Linked DNA regions of Homo sapiens: region 1 is linked to region 2. A link is a contact called in ENCODE Hi-C or POLR2A ChIA-PET data. All regions are on one chromosome and are shown on one strand. The core of a region is the stretch at or near the end of the contact, and the rest is flanking DNA. Distances in the headings are between cores, read along the strand shown. Region 1 overlaps SLC25A25 (solute carrier family 25 member 25). Region 2 holds the start of SLC25A25-AS1 (SLC25A25 antisense RNA 1).

Region 1 (5,672 bases), core at 491-2,990, 36 kb before region 2:
GGTTTCACCATGCTGGCCAGGCTGGTCTCGAACTCCCAACCTCAGGTGATCCACCCACCTCGGCCTCCCAAAGTGCTGGGATTACAGGCGTGAGCCACCACCCCCAGCCATTGTTGGCCTTTTCTATCCCACTTGCCCAAAACCCTGTTGTTGCTTTTGGTTAAGGCCTTTAGATTGAGTTGGAATCCATATAATGTTAGAACTGGAGCGTTTTCAAGGTTGTTCAGTTCACTCCCCACATTTTACAGGCTGGAGAAGTTAAGCAATTTGTCCAGTGTCCTATAAAGGCATTGTAGGGGGGATCTTAGGGAGAAAGACAAGGTTCCTCAGCACCCCTTAGTGATGCATTTATGGACACAGTTAACTTTTTTCCTTTTTTCATTCACGACTTGGGTGTATTTTTTGTTTGCCAGAGTCTCTTCCTCTCTAACCTACAGAAGAAGGAAAAATAGGATCTAAAGGTAGATAGTTCTATAGCTAAAGAATTCCTTTTCTGAATTGTTTAGGAGAGCTGGCTTGGTTTAAACCAGCTATTAGCCGGCATTCATCCAGTTGCCCTCCCACCCTGAACAGCTGTGCTGCGTGTAAGGCAGCCCAGGGAGGGTTTCACCCCCTTGACCTCTCTCCTGCCTGCAGTCCTTGTGCAAAGCAGAGCAAGCAGCTGGTGAGAGTTAAGTTTGTGTTGAGTCAGATCATCTCAGTGTGAGTGCAATCCTGAGATCTGTTTTCAGAAACTAAAAACATTTTATGTTGCTTTAGTAATAAATTTGTTGGTTTGCTTTTTCACGTGGGAGAAGGAAAGGAGAGGATAAGGACAGGGTGGGTACAACAAGTAGGCTCACATGGACGAATTGTGTGGCTCCCACTGGCCAGTGTTGGGTTGCTTCAAAATTTTTTGAACATTTTAGGTGATTGGGTTGTCACATGCTGGCCTCCATACCATATTCACCCCCTGCTCCTTACTCTTGGTGCACATGTCTAATCTAAAGGAGAATCATGCTCTTATAAGAGCAGAAAAAGAAGAGAAATTAGGCCGGGCACGGTGGCTCATGCCTGTACTCCCAGCACTTTGGGAGGCTGAGGTGGGAGGATTGCTTGAGGCCAGGAGTTCGAGACCAGTCTGGGCAACATAGGGAGACCCAATCTCTACAAAAAATTTTAAAAAATTAGCCAGGCATGCCTGTGGTCCCAGCTACTTGGGAGGTTGAGGTGGGAAGATCCCTTGAGCCTGGGAGGTTGAGGCTGCAGTGAGCCATGATCATACCTGCACTCCAGTCTGGGCAGCAGAGCCAGACCCTGTCTCAAAAAAAATAAAGTAGAAATCCCATATTTCCAAGCAGACCCTTGCTTCTGTAGAACTTGACTTGTTACATCTTAAAATCCTACACTTAAGAGTTGGGTAAATTTTGTATGCCTCTAACTTTCTTGTAGAGAAAAGAAAAAGACATCTTTAATATGCATTCACCTTGAACTTGGGACCTCGAAGGGGACTGGCTTTTCACCAGGAGTAAACAGAAGCCATCCACAAGACTGAGGGTTTTCATGCCGGACTTCTCTTTTCCTTCCACAGTTACAGGAGTTTTCTTTAGGGAGTTTTTGTCAAAGCTAGATTTTCCGGTTCTGTTTCCTAAAATGGAAATAGATCATGGATTTCCTTTTTTCATTATTGCAGTTCTGTCATCTGCCATACCTTAGTTTCATTTGTGCCAAATGAGGTGAGTTGTGGCTCCTCTTCATTGTCCAATTGTTGCTGAGTCACATCAGGTGGGCGTTTAAGAGTCCTGCCTTACAGCCTGAAACTCCAGCCGCCCAGCGCAGGCAGCACATAGGAGCTGAGTTTTTCCGTTGGCTGATTGGTTCATTCCAGCGGAGACTGACATTCACCTGCTACAGTCCTGCCTCTGGAATAGCCTGGCACTGCCATATATCAGTATATAAAAGAGAGTCTTCAAACTCTTGACTCCTGTACCACCCAAAAATAATTTTGAAAACAGCATATCCCCTTGCACATTTTGTACATCTGCTTTATTATTTTTATTTTATTTTATTTTAAGACAGTCTCGCTCTTTGCCCAGGCTAGAGTGCAGTGGCGCAATCTTGGCTCACTGCAACCTCCGCCTCCCGGATTCAAGGGATTCTCCTGCCTCAACCTCCCAAGTAGCTAGAATCACCACGCCTGGCTAATTTTTGTATTTTTAGTAGAGATGGGGTTTCACCATGTTGGCCAGGCTGGTCTCAGGTGATCCACCCACCTCCGCCTCCAAAGTGCTGGGATTACAGGTGTGAGACACCACGCCCGGCCTGTACATCTGCTTTACATGTTTTTGTTTGAGGCCGGGCGCAGTGGCTCAGCCTGTAATCCCAGCATTCTGGGAGGCTGAAGCGGGCAGATCACAAGGTCAGGAGTTCAAGACCAGCCTGGCCAACATGGTGAAACTCCATCTCTACTAAAAAATACAAAAATTAGCCGGGCATTGTGGCGGGCGCCTGTAGTCCCAGCTACTCAGGAGGCTGAGGCAGAAGTATTGCTTGAACCCGGGAGGTGGAGGTTGCCGTGAGCCGAGATAGTACCATTGCACTCCAGCCTAGGTGACAGAGTGAGACTCCGTCTCAAAAAAAAAAAATAAATAAATAAAAGTGTTTTTTTTTGTTTGTTTTGGTTTGGGTTCTGGTTTTGGCCAAAATCTTAGAGCTGCATATATGACTCATTTAATTTATGGAAAAGGCCTTTTATATGACCATATTGGCTGTGCCAGTCCTCATCAAATCAATCAGCCTAATCATTCTGACTTTCTGTCAAATAAAATCTCGCTTCATCTGTTAACTTTCTAAAAAGTGTTACTACTCTTCCCTCTCATGGCTTCTGAGTGTTAATATTTCTTTTTTTTTTCTTTTTTCTTTTTTTTTTTTTTGAGATGAAGTCTTGCTCTGTCGCCTAGGCTGGAGTGCAGTGGCGCGATCTCCGCTCACTGCAAGCTCCGCCTCCCGGGCTTACGCCATTCTCCTGCCTCAGCATCCCGAGTAGCTGGGACTACAGGCACCCAACACCACGCCCAGCGAATTTTTTTTTTTTTTTGTATTTTTAGTAAAGATGGGGTTTCACCGTGTTAGCCAGGATGGCCTCTATCTCCTGACCTTATGATCCGCCCGCCTCGGCCTCCCAAAGTGCTGGGATTACAGGCGTGAGCCACCGTGCCCGGCTGAGTGTTAATATTTCTAAGATAGGTACTAGGCAGTTAAGCAAGGAGGTGATGAGACCTGGAGATTGCCGTGGAGTTGGTCAGTCCTGAGAACTCGCTTTCTGCGTTGTTCTTCTAAGACTCCCTTGGGCATCTCCAATTGTCTTTGTGTGTGGTGCTCCAGGCTCCTTTATACTCTGGGCATTTTATCAGGGTAATTTGGAATAAGTCAAGTGCCCATGATTCGACTCACTACTTCCCTCTAGAGGTGTATTCCATTACTGTTCTCTGAAAAGTACCCATTCTAAGCCCCACCAACCAACTGAATGGACCTCAGGGTGCTAAGGGCATTCCAAGTAAACGCGAAAAACTAATTCAGGCCATGATGGGAAGGGAGGGACATGCCTAATTATACCCTCCTCTCTGCAATTCAGGCACAACCGACCAGCATTAACATTAAAACAGATTTTTTTTTTTTTTTTTTTTGATACAGTCTCACTCTGTTGCCCAGGCTGGAGTGCAGTGGCGCGATCTCGGCTTACTGCAACCTCCGCCTCCTGGGTTCAAGCGATTCTCCTGCTTCAGCCTCCCGAGTAGCTGGGTTTCCAGGCGCCCACCTCGGCCTCCCAAAGTGCTGGGATTACAGGCGTGAGCCACCGCGCCTGGCCTGACACTCCTTTTTATTGATTCCAGGTTTTTAGATAATAACCCTTTCAACCCCAATTTCCAATCAGAAAATCTTTGAACCCACCTATGATCTGGAAGCCCCCGCCTTCAAGTTGTCCCACCTTACCGGGCTGAACCAATGTGTACACCTTACATGTATTGACTGATGTCTTCTTGTAACTTCTGTCCCCCTAAAATGTATAAATCAACCTGTCACCCAGCCACCTTGGGCTCATGTTCTCAGGACCTCCTGGGGCTGTATCATGGGCCTTGGTCACTTATATTTGGCTCACAATAAACCTCTTTAAATATTTTACAGAATTCGATTCTTTTCATTGACACCATCAGCCTCTATTGTCTAGATTCTTAGAACAGTGGTTATTTCTGCAGGTATTAACCTCCTCTTAACCAGATTCTATTGATGTTTATAAGCTACTTTTACAAGAGGGTTACACTTGGCAGTCTATCCTTGGATATGGGTGATTCATCCTACCCAAGAAAGCTACATGTGAAAGGAAAGAAATGTACTATATTAACCTACAAGGAAATCAAAGACGCAAGAAAAATGTTTTAAAAAATATATATTGGGCCGGGCAGAGTGGCTCACACCTGTAATCCCAGTACTTTGGGAGGCCAAGGTGGGAGGATCACTTGAGGTCGAGAGCTCAAGACCATCCTGGCCAACATGGTGAAACCCCCGTCTCTACTAAAAATATAAAAATTAGCTGGGTGTGGTGGCGGGCGCCTGTAGTCCCAGCTACTCGGGAGGCTGAGGCAGGAGAATCACTTGAAGCCAGGAGGCGGAGGTTGTAGTGAACCAAGATCACACCACTGCACTCCAGCCTGGGCAACAGGAGCAAAACTCCGTCTCAAAAAAAAAAAAAGAATTGGAACAGGTGTGGTGGCTCACATCTGTAATCCAAGGTGAGGAGGCCAGGATGGGAGGATCACTTGAGCCCAGGAGTTCAAGACCAGCCTGGGCAACATGGCAAGACCCTATCTTTGCATATATGCAATATATATATTTAAACACATATAGGCAAGGTATTCAATTGAACACATTTCCATCGATTCCTGTCTTAGGTGCTGGTCTAGGGAAGTTTAAGATAAATAAGGCATGATCGCTAACACCTAGTTTATTATTTTTTTCTTCTGCTTGCTTTGCATTTAATTTGTTCTTTTCTGATCTCTTAGGGTGGAAACTGAAGTCACTGATTTTGAGACCTTTCCTTTCTAATATAGGTATTTCCTTCTAAGTACTGCTGCGGCTGCATCCTACAAATTTTAATACATTGTGCTTTCTCACCATTCAAAATACTTTCTAATTTCCTTTTTGATTTCTCCTTTGACATATCACGTGAATCATTTACAGTTGTATTATTTAATTTCCAAATATTTAGGTATTTTCCAAATATCTTTTTTTTCTTAAGAGACTGGATTTTGCTATGTTGCCCAGGCTGGTCTTGAACTCCTGGCCTCAAGCGATCCTCCCACCTCAGCCTCCCTAGTAGCAGGAACTACAGGTGCGTACCTGTCATTTTTTTCCAATTTAATTCCACTGTGGTCAAAGTACATACTTTGTATGAGTTGACTTGTTTTATGGGTGGAATATGTTCTGAGTGCACTTGAAAAGAATGTGTATTCTGCTGTTGTTGGGTGGAGTATTTTGTAAATGTCAGTGTGGTCAAGTTGGGTGTTTGTTTTTGTTGTTGTTTTTTTTTAGACAAGATCTCACTCTGTTGCCCAGGCTAGAATGTGTGGTGTGATCATATCTCACTGCAACCTTGAACTTGTGGGCTCAAGCAATCCTCCTGCCTTACCCTCCCG
Region 2 (5,877 bases), core at 152-2,651:
CTCGGCTCGCTGCAACCTCCCCGGCCTCTATTTTTTAAACAAAGAAAGAAAAAATGACCACAGGGGCCATGCCGTGACCTGAGGATGGCACTAATGGGCCATGGAATCCTGGCTTGGGGCCCGTTCCTAAGAAGAGACATTTCTTCTTCTTTTTTTTTTTTTTTTGAGAGGGTCTCACTTTGTCACTCAGGCTGGGGTGCAGTGGGACAATCATAACCTCACTGCAGCCTCAAACTCCTGGGCTCAGGTGACCCTCCCACCTCAGCCTCCTGAAGTGCCGGGCTTACAGGGATGAGCCACTGTGCCCAACCTCAAGAGACATGTTTTTTCCTAGCCACTCATCTTTGGACCCTTACAGCTAAGCCCATTTTACTTACAGATGGGCAGAGTCGCTGGGTAATGAGCGTGCCGAGATTCATTCCCGGAATTGGCCGCTAGGTGGCAGCAGCAGGCCCTGTTGCCATCTCCTACGAGGCTTGGCGGGCTCTGGCGCCCTCTGGTGGCTGCGGGAAAACACGCCAAGAAGTCTGACGGAGAAACATTGGGGAAACTGAAGTGGAGTTGTTACCTCTTGGGAGAGAGATACTCACGGGGAGAAGCTGGGCCTAGGTGGTGTCCCGCGGTGGCCTCAGGCTGACTGGCCATTCTCCAGCCTGTCAGGTCTGATTAGCACTCGGGAGGCGGGTGTAGGCTCCTCCCCATCTGCAGCAGCCCCGGGGAAAGAGCCCTAGTCCAGGACTCAGGCCCCTGTTCCCAGCGCGGTTTAGCTGCCAACCGGATCTCCTTCTGCAAGAGGGGAAACAGAAGGAAACTTTATTCCCGAGTCTGTGAAGCCAGGAAAAGGGGCAATGCCTGGTGGGTGGGAAGGCATCTACACCCGGGGCCTCCTAAGTAAGACCAGGACCTCGAGGGGAGGCTGGAGGAGGAGCCACAGCCCGCAGTCACTGGGCTGAGCAGGAGGAACATTCAAAAGGCCTGGGAGCACAGGGTGGGGTGCTGGGCAGTGAGACCTTCCCCTGGCCTCCATGTCATGGACAGAAGGTGGACGCCTTGTCACAAGCTGACCACATCAGATGCTCTCTTTCGGGACTTTGGGACTGAGAAAGAGAGAGGTGAGTCAGTCCCCGTGTGCAGCTGGAAAGGCATCAGGTAACCCTGGGTGGGGTCTGAGGATGGCAGGAAAAGCCTGTCTGTGAAGGGAAGGGAAGTGAGAGTGGGGAGCAGGGATGGAGGGATGCTGGGATGGAGGATGGAGGGCACAGGGATACAGGAATGGAGGGATGGAAAAATAGAGGGATGCAGGAATGGAGGGATGAAGAGGTGCAGGGATACTGGGGTGGAGGGATGCAGAGAACGGAGGCATGCAGGGATGCTGCGATGGAGGAATGCAGGGATGGAGAATGTAAGGGTACAGGGATGGAGGATGGAGGGGTGCAGGGATGCAGAGATGGAGGATGGAGGGGTACAACGAAGGAGGGGTGCAGGGATGGAGGGATGGAGGGGTGCAGGGACAGAGGGATGCAGGGATGGAGGGATGGAAGGGTACAGGGATGGAGGGTGCAGGGATGGAAGGATGGAGGGGTACAGGGATGGAGGGATGGAGGGGTACAGGGATGGAGGGTGCAGGGATGGAAGGATGGAGGGGTACAGGGATGGAGGGGTGCAGGGATGGGGGACGGAGGGGTACAGGGATGGGGTACAGGGATGGAGGGGTGCAGGGATGGAGAGATAGAGGGGCACAGGGACGGAGGGGTGCAGGGATGGAGGGATGGAGAGGTACAGGGATGGAGGGTTACAGGGATAGAGGGAGGCTCCTCCTTCAGTGCCCCATGGTATTCCTGGCCTAGTTCCTGCCCTGCTGAGGGAGGTACCCTGGGTCCCTGGAGCAAAGGCCCCTCAGGACTTTAGACCTGGCCAGTGAAGTGGAAATGCCGTTCTGGACACAGTGGTGGCTCTGGGTGCCCTGATACCTGTTGGCCTCTCAGAAGCGGCTGCTGTGACTCCTAAGGCCACAGATGGGCACAGCCTCAGGCCTGGCTGCCTCCTCTACCCTGCAGCCCAAGTACCTGGAGTTAACACCCACAGAGGGCACACAGTGGGGGCTGGCTGAAGGACTGTGGTGCATCCAGGCGGCAGGGCACTATGCGCCATGAGAACAAGCCAATGTGACATACGCCGACAGGCAGACGCCCAGGATGGGGATGAGAACACAGCCGGTGGCAGACCAACCCCGTGGGAAAAACGGAGGTCACCAACTGCACAGCCACCTGCTTCCAAACGTCACACTCCCTGCCTCGAGCGCTCACTTCTACCTTACTCAAATGGTAGCTATTACAGGAACATGAGTTATTTTGTTTTAAAAATACTAATAAAGAAAATAAAACTTTAAAAGTTTCCTGGCTGGGCGTCGGGGCTCACTCCTGTAATCCCAGCACTTCGGGAGGCTGAGGCGGGCAGTTCCCTTGAGCCCTAGAGTGCGAGACCAGCCTGGGTAACACAGCAAAACCCAGGATCTACAAAATATAAAAAACAAAAAATTAGCTGGGCATGTTGGTGTGCACCTGTTCCAGCTACTTGGAGGCTGAGGTGGGAGGATCACTTGAACCTGGGAGGTCGAGGTTGCAGTGAGCTATGATTGCACCACTGCATCCCAGCCTGGGTGACAGAGCGAGACCCTGTCTCAAAAAATAAAAAAAAACAACAAAAAAGTTTCTCAAGAGGGTATGGGGACGTTGCCCAGTCCCCCCAGTCGGAAGGGCCAGTGGGTGGAGTTGGGCTCACTGGCCTCTGGAGGGTCCCTAGCAGGCCACCCCACCTCAGTTAAGTCGGGACTGGGGAGCCCCATCCTGGGTACTCTGTGCAGGAAAGGGGGTCCCACCCACAACCCACACTCACCCTGGAAGGCAGAGCCTCTTCTCCCATAAAGCCTGGCCCAGCCTGGAGCTGAAGCCCGGGGCCGCCACCTGAGAGGGCTTGGTTCTGTCTGTAGAGCAGGGGTCTGAATAGCCTGGTGCCCTGGACCAGGTGACCCGGCTCTGTGCACTGCACCTGCTCCTATCACTGAACTCTCCCACAAGGCGGGGACAGACGAAGAAACTGAGGCTTGATGAGTGACCCCACTGCAGAGCCCCACCGTGGGTAGGGTGCCCCGACCTGCACTCTGGCTGCTGGGCTCCACGGCCCAGCTGTGTGCCCTGAGTGGTATCCTGGGGACGATGCCACACAAAGCCTGCGGAGCCGTACCGTGCCTGACACCTGGGAAGCCCCAGGCCAGCGGTTAGTTACCACAAGGGCTGGCACAGCCCAAGCCTGATGCCTCCCTTGACCGCCAGCCCCACGCAGCACTCAGCCACACGGAGCTCCATGAGATGCCTGCCATGACAGGCGCCACAAACCTTTCCTTTATTGCAAACATGTCCCAGTCCCGGGAGGCTTGGGAAGAGTGGGAACCAGGGGAACCCAGGGATGGGATTCCACTGAAAACAAACCGTCCTGCTGTCCTGTCGAGGGCCCCCACCCACAGGATGTAGCCATGGGACAGCCACTGAGGGTCCAGGAAGAGGGGCGGCAGAGCAGGGAGGCAGGGACAGGGAGGGGTCGCCCCAGGGCAGTGGCAGGGCTGGAACTCGTCCCTAACATCCCTGAGCCCCAGCAGGTGCCCTGTGTTAGAAGCGAGAGGGCTGGTGGGGGTGCGTGGACAAGGGGCAGAATGATCCTGCCCCCAACCAGTATCGCCAGGCGCTGGCCCAGTGGCCCCAGGCCCTGGCAGCTGGCGTCTTCCGCTGCCTTCCCTCTGCTCTGCGCGGGGACATTCAGTGCGCTGGGGAGGCCTCGGTGATGGCCCTCTCCACCCGCAGGTACCAGGGCTGGATGTGCGTGTGCTGCATCAGGTCATCGAACGCATCCAGCCCCTCCATCACACGCAGCACGCCATACACCGCCTGGGGCACGAACAGAAACGTGTCACCATAGCTGGTTTGACAGGCATCCAGACCTCCTTCGTTCCCTGCCAGCTGTGTGGCCAGGTCCCGTCCCCTCCCCCCTTGGAGCTCGTGACCCACTCAAGGGCCAACAGCACAGGTGAGGGTTTGAACAAAGCATGTGGGGTGGCTGCAGGTCTCGCCTGCTTCACATCTGTACCCCCTTTTCTGGGCCACAGACCCTGCCCCCCAGCAAGTTTCCTTGGGATAAATGCCCTCCCCTCATCTCAGGTCCTGAGATGGGGGAGAAGAGACCCCACCACCCAGTTTCAAGACCCAGGTCACCCAGGGGCAGGACAGTTTTAAAAATGAGCAGTGGGCCAGGCACGCTGGCTCACGCCTGTAGTCCCAGCACTTTGGGAGGCCAAAGTGGATGGATCACCTGCGGTCAGGAGTTCGAGACCAGCCTGACCAACATACTGAAACTCTGTCTCTACTAAAAATTCAAAAATTAGCCGGGCATGGTGGCACAGGCCTGTAATCCCAGCTACTCAGGAGGCTGAGGCAGAAGAATTGCTTGAACCTGGGAGGCGGAGGTTGCAGCGAGCCAAGACTGCACCGCTGCACTCCCGCCTGGGTGACAGCGTGAGACTTGGTCTCAAAAAAAAAACAAAAACAACAACAACAAAAAAAAACAAAAGGAAAAAGGGCAGTGAAGCCAGGCCAGTGAGACGCCCTCCCAGGGGTTTTCTGGGAGAAGCCTGGAGCACCGGACCCAGCCCGCCTGAGGCTGAAGCCAACTCCAGGGAGGGCAGTGTTGATGGCGACAGGTAGAGCTTGGGCTCTGGTAACACCACCCGGGCCTCTGGATCCAGCAGGGCCCGAAGCCAACCCGTTCCCTGAACTTGTCAGTTATGTGAACCAAGGCGGTTCCTGGTCATCTGTTTCTCTCCTGGAGCCACTTCGAGGCGAGTTTCTGTCCGTGATGGCAGAGAGAGGCAGGTTCCTCTGGCAAGATGCAAGCACCGTCCAGGCTTTCCCTTGCAAACCTCCCCCACTCTGAGGACAGAACCCTCGGTCCAGGCACCACCTGCCACCACCACACTCACCAAATCAGCGAGATTCGGCTTCTGGCCCCCCATGAAGGGCCGGTCCTTGCCCACAGCAGCCACCCACTTGTCAGCAGCCTCATAGAGGTCCTCGCGCACGTTGTCCTGGAGGCGGTGCCTGGGCGGGGAAGGGAAAAGCCCCTCAGGGGAGCCCCCACTCCCAGCCCAGCAGGGAAGAGGGTCTCCTCTGGGGAGAGGGGGGAGGTGTGGAAGCCAGGACGGCACCCCAGGTGAGAGCATCACATCTGCAGACGCCTCAGGGAGCATCCGTCCCAGACGGGGAGGCTGTGGTAAAGGCAAGAGACCAGGCCAGGGAGAAAGCCACAGAGGAGGCGCCAGTCAGGGCCCAGGCTTCCGGCTTCAAGGCCAGCCCTGCTGTCCCCAGGGGAGGTGAGCAGGAGCTCTGGGTCCAAGTCCCATCTTGGCCAAGGGACCCATAATCCATAATGCGTTTCCCACCTGCCCTAGGCCTCGGCCTCCCGCTGGTCTCCTGAGGGGTGTGATGGGATCACCACTGCTCGTGGCACCGGAGGCTCGGGGACAGCAGGCCCCGGATGTGCACACACACTTGCCTGCTCTTGAGTCGCTTGCTGATGAGGTACATGGCCGCTGCACCCATGTACTTGGCCACGGCACCCTCCACGGCTCCGAACTTGCCCTCGCGGACAATGTAGTCAAAGGACGCCAGAGCCTCGGTGGGCGTGCGGTACACATTGGGGGAGATCAGGTGCACCAGCCAGTCGTCCGCCCACTGCCGCCACTTCATCTCCTCCCTGCGGGCACGGGAGGGACTTCCTAAGCCAGGACCCGGGCTGTGTTGGGAGCAGGCTGCATTCTCTAGAACATAC

Evidence for each region. A loop is a pair of places that touch in the nucleus more often than their neighbours do. ChIA-PET counts read pairs that join two places held with the same protein, here RNA polymerase II (POLR2A). Pooled maps may share reads with other maps.
Region 1: a map of gastrocnemius medialis shows a loop between it and region 2 (3-fold over the local background). The contact joins the enhancer-like site here to the promoter of SLC25A25-AS1 in region 2. A Hi-C loop is called at or near these places in 11 of 168 maps with a recorded cell type or tissue (B cell, K562, PC-9 and 7 more), 15 of 37 single-sample maps with no recorded cell type and 22 of 50 pooled maps. POLR2A ChIA-PET finds 5 or more read pairs at or near these places in 27 of 52 experiments (A549, B cell, CD4-positive, alpha-beta T cell and 22 more).

Annotation. Positions count from the first base shown.
Region 1 is chr9:128,080,616-128,086,287 of GRCh38, forward strand. All of the region lies in intron 1 of SLC25A25 (solute carrier family 25 member 25), which reads left to right. Among named protein-coding and RNA genes, the nearest start is that of SLC25A25, 15 kb to the left of the region's middle. Within about 2 kb of position 1,741, at least 15 of the 41 ENCODE cell types and tissues checked have a DNase peak (open chromatin) inside an H3K27ac peak, as active enhancers do; they include gastrocnemius medialis, where a contact is called at or near this core.
Region 2 is chr9:128,117,333-128,123,209 of GRCh38, forward strand. SLC25A25-AS1 (SLC25A25 antisense RNA 1) reads right to left here and starts at 1,402. Exons shown (of 5, transcript NR_033374.1): 1 at 591-1,402; 2 at 378-503. It overlaps PTGES2 (prostaglandin E synthase 2), which reads right to left. Exons shown (of 7, transcript NM_025072.7): 5 at 5,602-5,802; 6 at 5,030-5,147; 7 at 3,361-3,941. The coding sequence ends at 3,813.